2 separate regions of the Homo sapiens genome follow, and region 1 is linked to region 2. Evidence: chromatin contacts called from ENCODE Hi-C data. All regions are on one chromosome and are shown on one strand. The core of a region is the stretch at or near the end of the contact, and the rest is flanking DNA. Distances in the headings are between cores, read along the strand shown.

What was found. Hi-C counts contacts between places; a loop is a spot of excess contacts on that map. Pooled maps may share reads with other maps.
Region 1: a map of ascending aorta shows a loop between it and region 2 (6-fold over the local background). The contact joins the enhancer-like site here to the promoter of COX5B in region 2. A Hi-C loop is called at or near these places in 1 of 168 maps with a recorded cell type or tissue (ascending aorta) and 4 of 50 pooled maps.

Annotation. Positions count from the first base shown.
Region 1 is chr2:98,158,866-98,164,309 of GRCh38, forward strand. It overlaps VWA3B (von Willebrand factor A domain containing 3B), which reads left to right. Exons shown (of 28, transcript NM_144992.5): 8 at 3,986-4,111. Among named protein-coding and RNA genes, the nearest start is that of VWA3B, 74 kb to the left of the region's middle. RefSeq lists an enhancer at 4,115-4,661. Within about 2 kb of position 3,931, at least 13 of the 41 ENCODE cell types and tissues checked have a DNase peak (open chromatin) inside an H3K27ac peak, as active enhancers do.
Region 2 is chr2:97,643,488-97,648,639 of GRCh38, forward strand. COX5B (cytochrome c oxidase subunit 5B) reads left to right here and starts at 2,575. Exons shown (of 4, transcript NM_001862.3): 1 at 2,575-2,702; 2 at 3,580-3,653; 3 at 3,857-3,956; 4 at 4,509-4,896. The coding sequence starts at 2,600. The coding sequence ends at 4,621. RefSeq lists enhancers at 1,533-2,467, 2,270-2,319, 2,500-2,679.

The sequences.
Region 1 (5,444 bases), core at 2,681-5,180, 520 kb after region 2:
TGAACCCTGACCTCAATGCCAGCCCAGGGAGCTGGGCCCTGGTCACTGCATCCCCAGCACCAATAGGACCCACCCACTACAGAGGAGATGCTCAACACATACTTGCCAAATGACCGTATTAATGAACTGGACTCTGGCAACTGGGTTTTATCCTGTAGGTGAGATGTGGAAGATTGGACAGGGAAATGGCATTTGGCAGCAGGTATCCTGTGGACTTTTCTCCTTGACATCAAAACTTCCTGTCCTGAGTCTCATTTTATTTGTCAAACTAGCCAGTCTGAGAAGTCAATACTAGGTGCTAATGAAAAACAGCAGCAGACTGTGACATTGCTCCCAGGTATGTTAGCATTTTAACACGAGCCTGCAAATTGTTTTTTTGTTTTGTTTTGGTTTGGTTTTTTTGTTTGTTTTTGAGATGCAGTCTTTCTCTGTCACCCAGGCTGGAGTGCAATGGCTCTCTGCAACCTCTGCTTCCCAGGTTCAAGAGATTCTCCTGCCTCAGCCTCCTGAGTAGCTGGGATTACAGGCACCTGCCACCACACCCGGCTCATTTTTGTATTTTTAGTAGAGACGGAGTTTCACCATGTTAGCCAGGCTGGTCTCAAACACCAGACCTCAGGTGATCCTCCTGCCTAGGCCTCCCAAAGTGCTGAGATTACAGATGTGAGCCACTGCGCCCGGCCTTCAAATTGTTACCAGGTGTCTGGGAGGGCAGCAGTCATGCAAGGCGGGGGATTGGGCAGGCATGCATTCTGGTTGGAGAATCCACTAGGTCTCCTGAATGACTCCATTAGGAACCGTATCCAGCTTCTGTTGTCAGGCAGACCTTAGTTGGCTTCCACCTTGACAGTCAAGATACATACAGCTTTGGTTGGGCACGGTGGCTCATGCCTGTAATCTCAGCACTTTGGGAGGCTGAGGCGGGTGGATCACCTGAGGTCAGGGAGTTCAAGACCAGCCTGTCCAACATGGTGAAACCCCATCTCTACTAAAAAAATACAAAAATTAGCCAGGTGTGGTGGTGATCCCAGCTATTCGGGAGGCTGAGGCACAAGAATCGCTTTAACCTGGGAGGCAGAGGTTGCAGTGAGCCTAGATCGTGCTACTGCACTCCAGCCTGGGCGACAGAGCAAGAATCCATTAAAAAAAAAAAAAAAAGATACATAAAGATACATACAGCTTCCTGCTGTTTCATCTCCTCCCTGGTGTAGCCTGGAGAATTTCAAATTCACGGAGGTCTGAACAGCGGGGTTTCCTGTGCCCCCATCGTCTTCCATCCCCAATGGGGCTCTGTCCCTCGGCTGTGGCTATCTGAGATCCCAACTAAGTCCTTAAAAGTGACCTTGATAAAACTGGCAGTGCTTCCTTACTGTGTGAGGAATAACTTGAAATAAAACCTGTGCATTGTCATGATGCTTTTACTGTTCTGTAGCTTTCTTTTTCACTGTTTTTTTGTTTTGTTTTGTTTTCTTTTCTTTTGTTTTTAAGCAAAGCAAATCAGATGGACTTGTGTTGCTCTCTGATCACCGACATAGCAGTCTGTAGCTGCTTCATCACGATCACTAGACTGGGGTAGTGATAATCCTAGATACTGCCTGCACAGGGAGCACGTCCCGGTCACTGCTGTCCCAGAGACACATTTCCCTGTCCCTGGATGACCAAGAGCCGACTGGGTTTCCTCGGAACTTTCTCCTTTGACCCTGCCCTGTGGTGTACTCCCTCTTAAGATATTATTGACAAGTCTAGAGGAAAGCCTTGACTCATTTGAAACTTTTAAGAGACTCCTGCTACTTAACACCTCCAGGCTGAAGCAAGCAGCTGGCAGTCTGTCTTGATTTTACAGCGTTCAGAGGGCCTGTGGGCTTAAGGTTCGCATTTGGCAGCAGCCTGTGTTATTTTTGGATTTTCAACATGGAGCTCAGGACACATCAGATTTCACTTCCTAGGCTGTTGATGGCCACAGAGCCATGGTAGCCGTCCGTCTCTGTCAGGGCTTGTCACTTGCCCCTTTAGGAACATAGCTATTAATACTCTCTCACTTGATTTGTCCCACTTCAAGAGGCTAGAACTTTGATGTCCCTTTTTTCTGCCCTACCCTTCTTGACTATATTTTAAAATTCAGAAACATCAACTCTGGTCTGCCCTAGTCTGCCTTGTTGGCTTAGGATCAGTCCTTTGGCCCCGGGTGGATGAGTCTCCTGGGGTGCCCCGTAGACTGGAGGGTGGTCTCTCATCATCTGTGATTGTGGGATATTGGGCATCAGTTAATTATCATGCAGACTTGGGAAGTGGGAGGAAGGGGCTTTTCGGTGTATTTGGTGACAGAACATGTCTCAGCCAAGGGGCAGGGACTGCCAGTTGCCACCCAGATACACTCCCTTGCTCCTTAGGCTGTAGCCCCAATTTTACTTAGGGTTGCAGTATACCCAGCCTAAAAGCATTTCTCAATTTCCCTTGCTGCCAGATGGGGCTGCGTGATGCCATTCTGGCAGTGGCTAAGTAATGAAGCTGTGGGGTGGGCCTTCTGGGCAGGGTGCCTCGAAGGAACTGACTCCATCAGGGGGTGTGCTTCTGTGTCCTCCCAGTGGCCCTGCTGCTCAGGACGTGCTGCTTGGCACTAAGGACACCATGTTGAATCATAAGGTGGCTGAAGACAGAAGGATGTGCTGAGATGACCGAGGAGCAGGATAGAAAGAGTGTGGATCTGTTTTCAAGATTTTAAAAATTAACCTTTTTATTTTGAGATAATTATAGATTCACAGGCAGTGGTAATAAGTGATACAGGGAGATGCCCATCTATTATTTATCTATTTATCTATTTATTTATTTATTTCAAGATGGAGTCTCATTCTGTCTCCTGGGCTGGAGTCTCACTCTGTCTCCTGAGCTGGAGTGCAGTGGTGTGATCTCAGCTCACTGCAGCCTCCGCCTCCCCAGTTCAAGTGATTCTCCTGTCTCAGCCTCCTGAGTAGCTGGGATTACAGGCACGGGCCACCACGCTCAGCTAATTTTTGTATTTTTAGTAGAGACGGGGTTTCACCATGTTGGCCAGCCTGGTCTCGAACTCCTGACCTCCATTGATCTGCCCGCCTCGGCCTCCCAAAGTTTTACAGGATTACAGGCGTATGCCACCGTGCCCAGCCTGCCCATCTATTCTTTACCCACTTTCCCCCATAGTAACATAGTACCACAGCATGGCTGGGACCTTGACTTTGATACAGTTAAGGTAGCAGGACAGGACCTCTCACCGTGCACCTCTGCATGGCACACCACAGAGTGCACATCCATTTCCCCCCGGCCCACCCGCCCCAACATCTAGAAACTGCTGATCTGTTAGAGCCTGGATCTCGATGAAGGCAGAGCCTGTATCCCAGCCCTAAACCACTCTCCTTGGCATGAACTTCGATTGATTGAAAGACATAAATATCTAAATTAATGGTGCCATGTCATTTTAAAAAAGTGTTATAGAGTCAAACCTATCCCTTAACTGAGACAGTAGAGGTCCAGAAAAGGAGACCAGGCAATCACTATTACATTGGGGGAAATATTATACCTGTGGTTTCAAAGAAGCAGGACACCTTGGCTACATGGCGAAAGGATTAGGGGTTGTTGCTTTCACAACATTCCATTGCATTTCCCCTCCTCGCAGCGGTGACCCTGGCTTGTGTGAGGTGCTTTTGAATGTTTTTATTCCTATCTTATTTGGGTATTATCAATAATTCATTTTAAATATTCTGGCTGCTACAAACATTTACTTTAGAAGGATTTATTGTATCCTAAAGTCTGCATTTATGATTTCTTGAGATGATATCACTTCCTTGGGGATTTCAGTTCTGATTCTCAGAAAGAGATTAGTGGGGGAAGCGGAATTTGATGTTCAGAAATGTTCCAGAAACTTGGCTGCAATGCGTCAGGCCTGCTAGGCGGGCTGCCACATTCCTGGGCCTGTCTCAGCCGGCCGCTCATGCTGTGTCTCCCCTTTTAGGAGCTGGAGTCAGAGAGGACGTGTTTCTCGTTTGGCAAGAGATGGAGGAAGCCTGCAGCACGCTGGCCCAGATCCAGAGGCTGGTGGCCGAGCCTCCCAAGCCCGACGTGGCCACTGTGGACTGCGGTTGGTGCTATTTCTGGTCACTGGTGTAAAAGATTCATAAATGTTACTAGCTGGGGACCAGGGGCTGCTTCCATGTTCCTGACCAGAGAAGCTCCAGAGCCCAGCTGCGAGGGGCTGCTGAGGAGAGCAGCCAGAGCTGTGTGGGGTGAGGGGTGGGGAGGGGGCTGAACACACATGCATGGACATGTGTGTGTGTGTGTGCCCACGTGCTCACATGTGTGCATATGTGGAGATTGTCAGTACCCAGAGCTGGACAGTAAAGTGGTAAAAACAGATGCTTGGGCCGGGCGCGGTGGCTCACACCTGTTACCCCAGCACTTTGGGAGGCCGAGGCGGGTGGATCACGAGGTCAGGAGATCGAGACCATCCTGGCCAACATGGTGAAACCCCGTCTCTACTGAAAATACAAAAATTAGCTGGGTGTGGTGGCCCGTGCCTGTAATCCCAGCTACTCAGGAGGCTGAGGCAGGAGAATGGCTTGAACCCGGGAGGCAGAGATCACAGTGAGCCGAGATCGTGCCACTGCACTCCAGCCTAGCAATGGAGAGAGACTCTGTCTCAAAAACAACAACAACAACAACAATAACAATAACAAAACAGATTCTTGACAAACTCTTGTATACTAAGGAAAACCAGACCTCTGTATAAAACTGGGCTCAATTCTGAGTACAACATGGACAAGTGGGGATTCATAGCCAAGGTCAGGGGGACGCCAGTGGATGGAAAATTATTAAGAGGAGATGTTAAGGGCAGGGGGGCTTCTCGCTAAACCAACTTGACAGGATTCTTTCAGGAGAGAGGCCAGTGTGATCAGATGTCGCCTGGGGGACGGTGGGAACGAGGATGTGGATCAGATAGCAAAGCGATCAGATACTGAGGGTGGGGCATTCTGGCTACACTGACTTAGGCTTTTTGCTAAAATCAGGCGATGCAGAGATGAGCATAGAAGTGCAAAGGTTGAGGCCTCGCTGAGAAGAGCATTCAGAGGAGCCTGGCTGAAGGCTGGGCAAGGGGAGACTGTCGAGTTGCCGGTGCTCTTCCAGGGAGGAGGAGCAGGAGAGCTCAGTGATCGGCTCGGCCAGCCTTGACCCTTGCCTGCAGACAAAATCCCATCCACGCTGTCTGTGTCTGTGCAGGCAACCATCTGACTTGCTCTCAGATGCCTACAGGAAGGCCTAAATCAGTTTTCTTTGAGCAGGGTCCAGGACCTTGCGGCAGAAGGGGACACAGGCTGGGGAAAAAGTGTGGAATGTTTACTTGGAAGGAGTAGTGTGAATGGGGGTTTGAGTTATTAATATTAAAAAGAAATTATTAAAATCCAGTTGCATTTCTG
Region 2 (5,152 bases), core at 1,325-3,824:
ATTTTTAGTAGAGACAGGGTTTCGCCATGTCGGCCAAGCTGGTTTTGAACTCCTGACCTCAGGTGATCTGCCTGCCTCAGCCTCCCAAAGTGCTAGGATTACAGGTGTGAGCCACCGCACCCAGCCTACAAAATATTTTTTAATGAAAGAAGCAACTAACTAAAACTTTGTATAGTAGTTATGTTTTTATATTTTATATTCATATATGCAGTGATGCTCAATGGGAATTTTGCAAATCCAGGGGGCATGTGGCAATGGCTGAAGATATTTTTGGTTATCATGTCAGGGAGGTGCTAATGACATAGGGTTAAATCCTACAATGCACAACCTCCCTCAAAGAATTATCAACCCAAGATGTCAGTTGTGCTGAGCTTGAGAAACTCTGTCATAGGGAAAGGAAAAAAAGGATAAGCACCAAACTGCTAGCTTGTTCCTTATATATCTGTGCTGTTCAACTTATAATGTACATTTATTTTGACAACTGAAAATTATCCTATAAAAATAAGTTTATTGTGCTGGCAAAGACAATGATAGAGCAGAGGTGGCAGACTGTTCCCCAAGCCAACTGTTTCCAAAGGAGACCTGAGGGACTGGGTGTGAGTTGACAGTGGTGGGAGCTGGAAGCAGCAAGGGATGCGGGGACATCTGGGGAGCCTGGACCTGACCTTGGAGCTCACTCACACAATCTAAATAATCCCAGAGTGAGGCTGAGGTTTTCCTGAGTTGGATGAGGGCCTGCGAAAATTTCCTATTATTAGGCAAGCCTACTATGAGAGTGAGAAGCCTAAACTCAATTTCCATTTTATAGCCTGGAGTAAACCACTTCTGGTCAGGCAGCAGGGAATCATAACATATCAGAGCTGAATACCTCACTGGTTTGCTGAGGGGCAAGTTAGTAGGTGTTCCTCAGAAAGGATTTTGTGGTCAATTAAGACAGGGAAACTCTGGCTTAAACTGCAGGTAAATTAAATAAGAGGTCTTTACTGCAAGCCTAATCAGAGCCTTTATTATGCTAGTGTCCATCTCCAAAAGGGTGGTCATCAAATGCAGGCCCTCCCTGTCTTGACCAAGTCCTTTTTCTTGAGATCATGTCTTGAGACTTGGATGCCATGCAATACACTTTGGGAAATACTAACCTAGTTGAACGACAGTTTTACTGATGTAGAAATGGCGGCCCAAAGGATAAAAAGTAGCTGAACTAGCTGGTGGGGCTACTTTCCAGACCAATGCTTTTTTCTCCTGCCTAAGACCTTAACCACAGTTGCAAATTAACTACAGATCCTCAGAATTTTCGCCCAATTCAACTTGGAGGGGTTGCAGTGGAGGTGAGGGAGAAGGGAGTAACAGTGAAGCCATTCAAAGCAAAAACCACCTTTAAAGAAATTTTGGCCTTAGAATACAGGGTTTTTTTTTTTTTTTTTTTAATTGGTGGAGGGGGCACCCAGGAAGACCAGACGTGCTCCTGTGAAGCAACGCTCCACCACGTCCTTTTGAAAATACCGTAGCCTGCATGAGACAGGCGGGAGCACCTAAGCCTTCAACTCTCCCCATGTTGCCTCCAATTGACCTCACTGGGCCAGGAAAAGCCCTATAAACTGGTTTTGTATACTCTATCCAAGTAGTAAATTTACTAAAATTACTGGATCCTACTATATACCAGACCTCTGCAAGGCATTGAAGATTCAATGATGAGCATTAATTCCCACTCTAAGGGGATTTTTCTATCTGGTAGGGAAACTCAGATACCGCATGCAGCTAGCCTGTCACAGGGCTATACTGACTAAAGCTCACCCTAAGAAATTTGCACATCTTAGCCTATGGGCAACGGGAAGCCATGGACGGAATATGTTTTCCGTTTCAAACAAGGAACTCCAGTCACAGCAGGCTCTAACTCCATTTCCTATTATCAACTCCCCTTCCTGCTCCTCCTCCCTTAGTAGCCTCGAAAAAGAGTGGCCACTTCCTTCACATCACCAGGGCCTTGGTCCTGGTAGGGGGTCCCGCCCCCGGCCCTGTCCTCCTCCCCAGGCCGGGACCTCCGCGCCTCCCACACACAGTACAACTCTAACACGAAACTGGGCCAGGACTGCAGGTAGGTCCCGTCCAATGCGACACGCTCGCGACGGCCCACGCACTGCCAGAACCAGCCCTGCCACTAACCAGCCTAGTAAGGAACGCAGTGATCTTTAGGAGCCCACTTCTAAATTCAAATCATTTGGGGTTCAGTAAGTCTCTTCACAGACGGGGACCTAATAGCTTCCATTAGCAGCCTCCACGTTTGCTGAACACGACTACGGGGCCAGACCCACAGGAACTCCAATGTGGTTCAGCCGCTCAACTCCAGGGACCAAAAAGACTTTCCCACCTCCCAGCGTTATTAAAGGCAACCCCGCCCCCAAGCCTCAGCCACTACGCGGTGCAGAAAGAGGCAGAGCTGGGCATGCGCAATTTCCGCCCCCGCCACAGTCTTGGGAGTGGGCGGGCTCGAGGGCTGGGAGGAAGCCGAAAGCTGACCGAGAGGAGAAAGAAGCCCGCCCCCGGAAGTCCCTCCTGTCTCTGCAGCTTGTTCCCGGAAGTTTTGCTGCTAGTCGCGGACGCAATGGCTTCAAGGTTACTTCGCGGAGCTGGAACGCTGGCCGCGCAGGCCCTGAGGGCTCGCGGCCCCAGTGGCGCGGCCGCGATGCGCTCCATGGCATCTGGAGGTACTCGGGTCTCCGGGCGTGCCAGGGACCAGAGTGTTGCCCTCCCAGGGTGGTCCCAGGGCGGCAAAGCGGCGCGGCTCGTGCAGCTTCTCGAGGTCCCAGTGGCCGCTTTACGGTCCCCAGTGCCTCAGGCTCTGCAGGCATCTCCCTGTAATTCTGGACCGCTGCTCCTGCCGCTCCCCGAACTCACTCCGCTGCGAAAGTATCCTAAACGGAGGTGCCGGGTGACCTTGGGAGGGACCGGGGCTGCCACCGGGATGGGGAGGGGTCCGGCCTCCCTTCAAACCTGCGCCCACCTCAAGCAGAGTGGGTTCTACATGCTTTTAGACAAATGTCGACAAATTTGCCTCGGTGGTTGGAGAAAGAAAAGCTCATAGGCCGGGCGCGGTGGCTCACAACTGTAATCCCAGCACTTTGGGAGGCCGAGGCGGACAGATCCCCTGAGGTCAGGAGCTCAAGACCAGCCTGGCCAACATGGTAAAACCCCGTTTCTACTAAAAATACAAAAATTAGCCGGGCGTGGTGGCGCGCGCCTGTAGTCCCAGCTACTCGGGAGGCTGAGGCAGGAGAATCGCTTAAACCCGGGAGGCGGAGGTTCCCGTGAGCCAACATCGCGCCATTGCACTCCAGCCTGGGCAACAAGAGCAAAACTCCGTCTCAAAAAAGAAAAAAAAAGCTCCCCCGAGTGCTGCCGCTTGTGTGGATGGGTACTTGGTGGTTCTTAGGGGACCATGGATATGAGTAGCCTTTAGGAGCTTGTGAGCCCGCTAAAACTTATACAGAAGTTTCGGGGCACCATTTTCCTTGATCATTTCTGTTTGTAGTTTTTCTATCAGTCATTTCAGTCAGCGTCATAATTCACGTTATCTTCCTTTAGGTGGTGTTCCCACTGATGAAGAGCAGGCGACTGGGTTGGAGAGGGAGATCATGCTGGCTGCAAAGAAGGGACTGGTAAGGAGAAACTCCCTTCTGTGTCTTCTGTGTAACTTATGGCCTTGGATGTGTTCATAGTGGTCTCCTCTCTGGGAGTATTTGATACAGGAAACTTGGCTTGTAGGAACAGTCCCCTGAGCTTCTGGAAGGTAGGGCTTATTTGGCCTAATGGTTCAATTCTTGTTTTTTTTGTTTTGTTTTGTTTTTTGTTTTTTCTTCAGGACCCATACAATGTACTGGCCCCAAAGGGAGCTTCAGGCACCAGGGAAGACCCTAATTTAGTCCCCTCCATCTCCAACAAGAGAATAGTAGGCTGCATCTGTAAGTACCTCACCTCTATTTTTTATCCACTTGCTTAATATATCCTACAATAGTGTGTAAGCTGCCTCAAATCTTCAGTGTGTGAGTGCATGTTGGTAAGTTTGTCTAAGGGTCTTGACACTCTCAAGCCTCATTATGCCTGATAGTTCATCCTTACTGGAAAGAAGCGCAGCACAGCGGTAAGACTGGCTCACTGGGAGTGCGGCATGAAGGAGTACCCACCCAGCAAATATTTATTGTTATACTGCTTCTATGCCAGGCATCATTTTAGACACTAGGGATACATACCAGAACGGACCCTGCTTTGCGTTCTACATAGGCAAGGGAATTGTTAGAATTTACAGTGACCTTGATACAAGGTCAGTTTACTCATAGGTGAACTCAGAGCCTCAATTTCTTCATCTGAAGAATGGGAGGAGGGCTTGAACTGATCTCTTAAGATATCAACCATAGTCTTACTTGTGTATCAGAGATGTCTGAGGAAAAGAAATTCATGTTGAAAGTCTCCCTTTCTAGGTTGGATGACCATAAACCACCTTTTTTCCCTTTTAGGTGAAGAGGACAATACCAGCGTCGTCTGGTTTTGGCTGCACAAAGGCGAGGCCCAGCGATGCCCCCGCTGTGGAGCCCATTACAAGCTGGTGCCCCAGCAGCTGGCACACTGAGCACCTGCACTAAATTACTCAAAATGTGCTGTAAAGTTTCTTCTTTCCAGTAAAGACTAGCCATTGCATTGGCTCCTTCTCCCATAGATGGCTGGTCTTATTTCTTACCCGTATTCTTTGGTAGGCATGGAATATGCTTATTTTGGGAAAAGCTGTCTGTTAATGCTAGCTTGCCATCCACTTACTGAAAGTGTATAACCAGTGTATAGTGCTTAGATTAATAATAAGAATAGATCGACAACCCGTAATGCAATGAATGGGACCACCTGGTATGAGAGAAAGGGGCGGGCTGAGGAGTCAGGCTGACAGGACTTAAAATATTGGCTCCATCATTTGGCTCTATCTCTGTGGACATGTTCTCTGGGGGTCAAGTACAACTACAAAAAGGTAAGTACCTTACAAGGTGCTTAATATGTAAAGAGCTGAGTGGATAGTAGGTCCTCACAGTATCCTCATAGAGACAGGGTGGCCTTGTGAAGAGAGTTTTGGGGATTTTGAAGTCTTGAGGGACCCAGGTGCAAAGTAAGAATT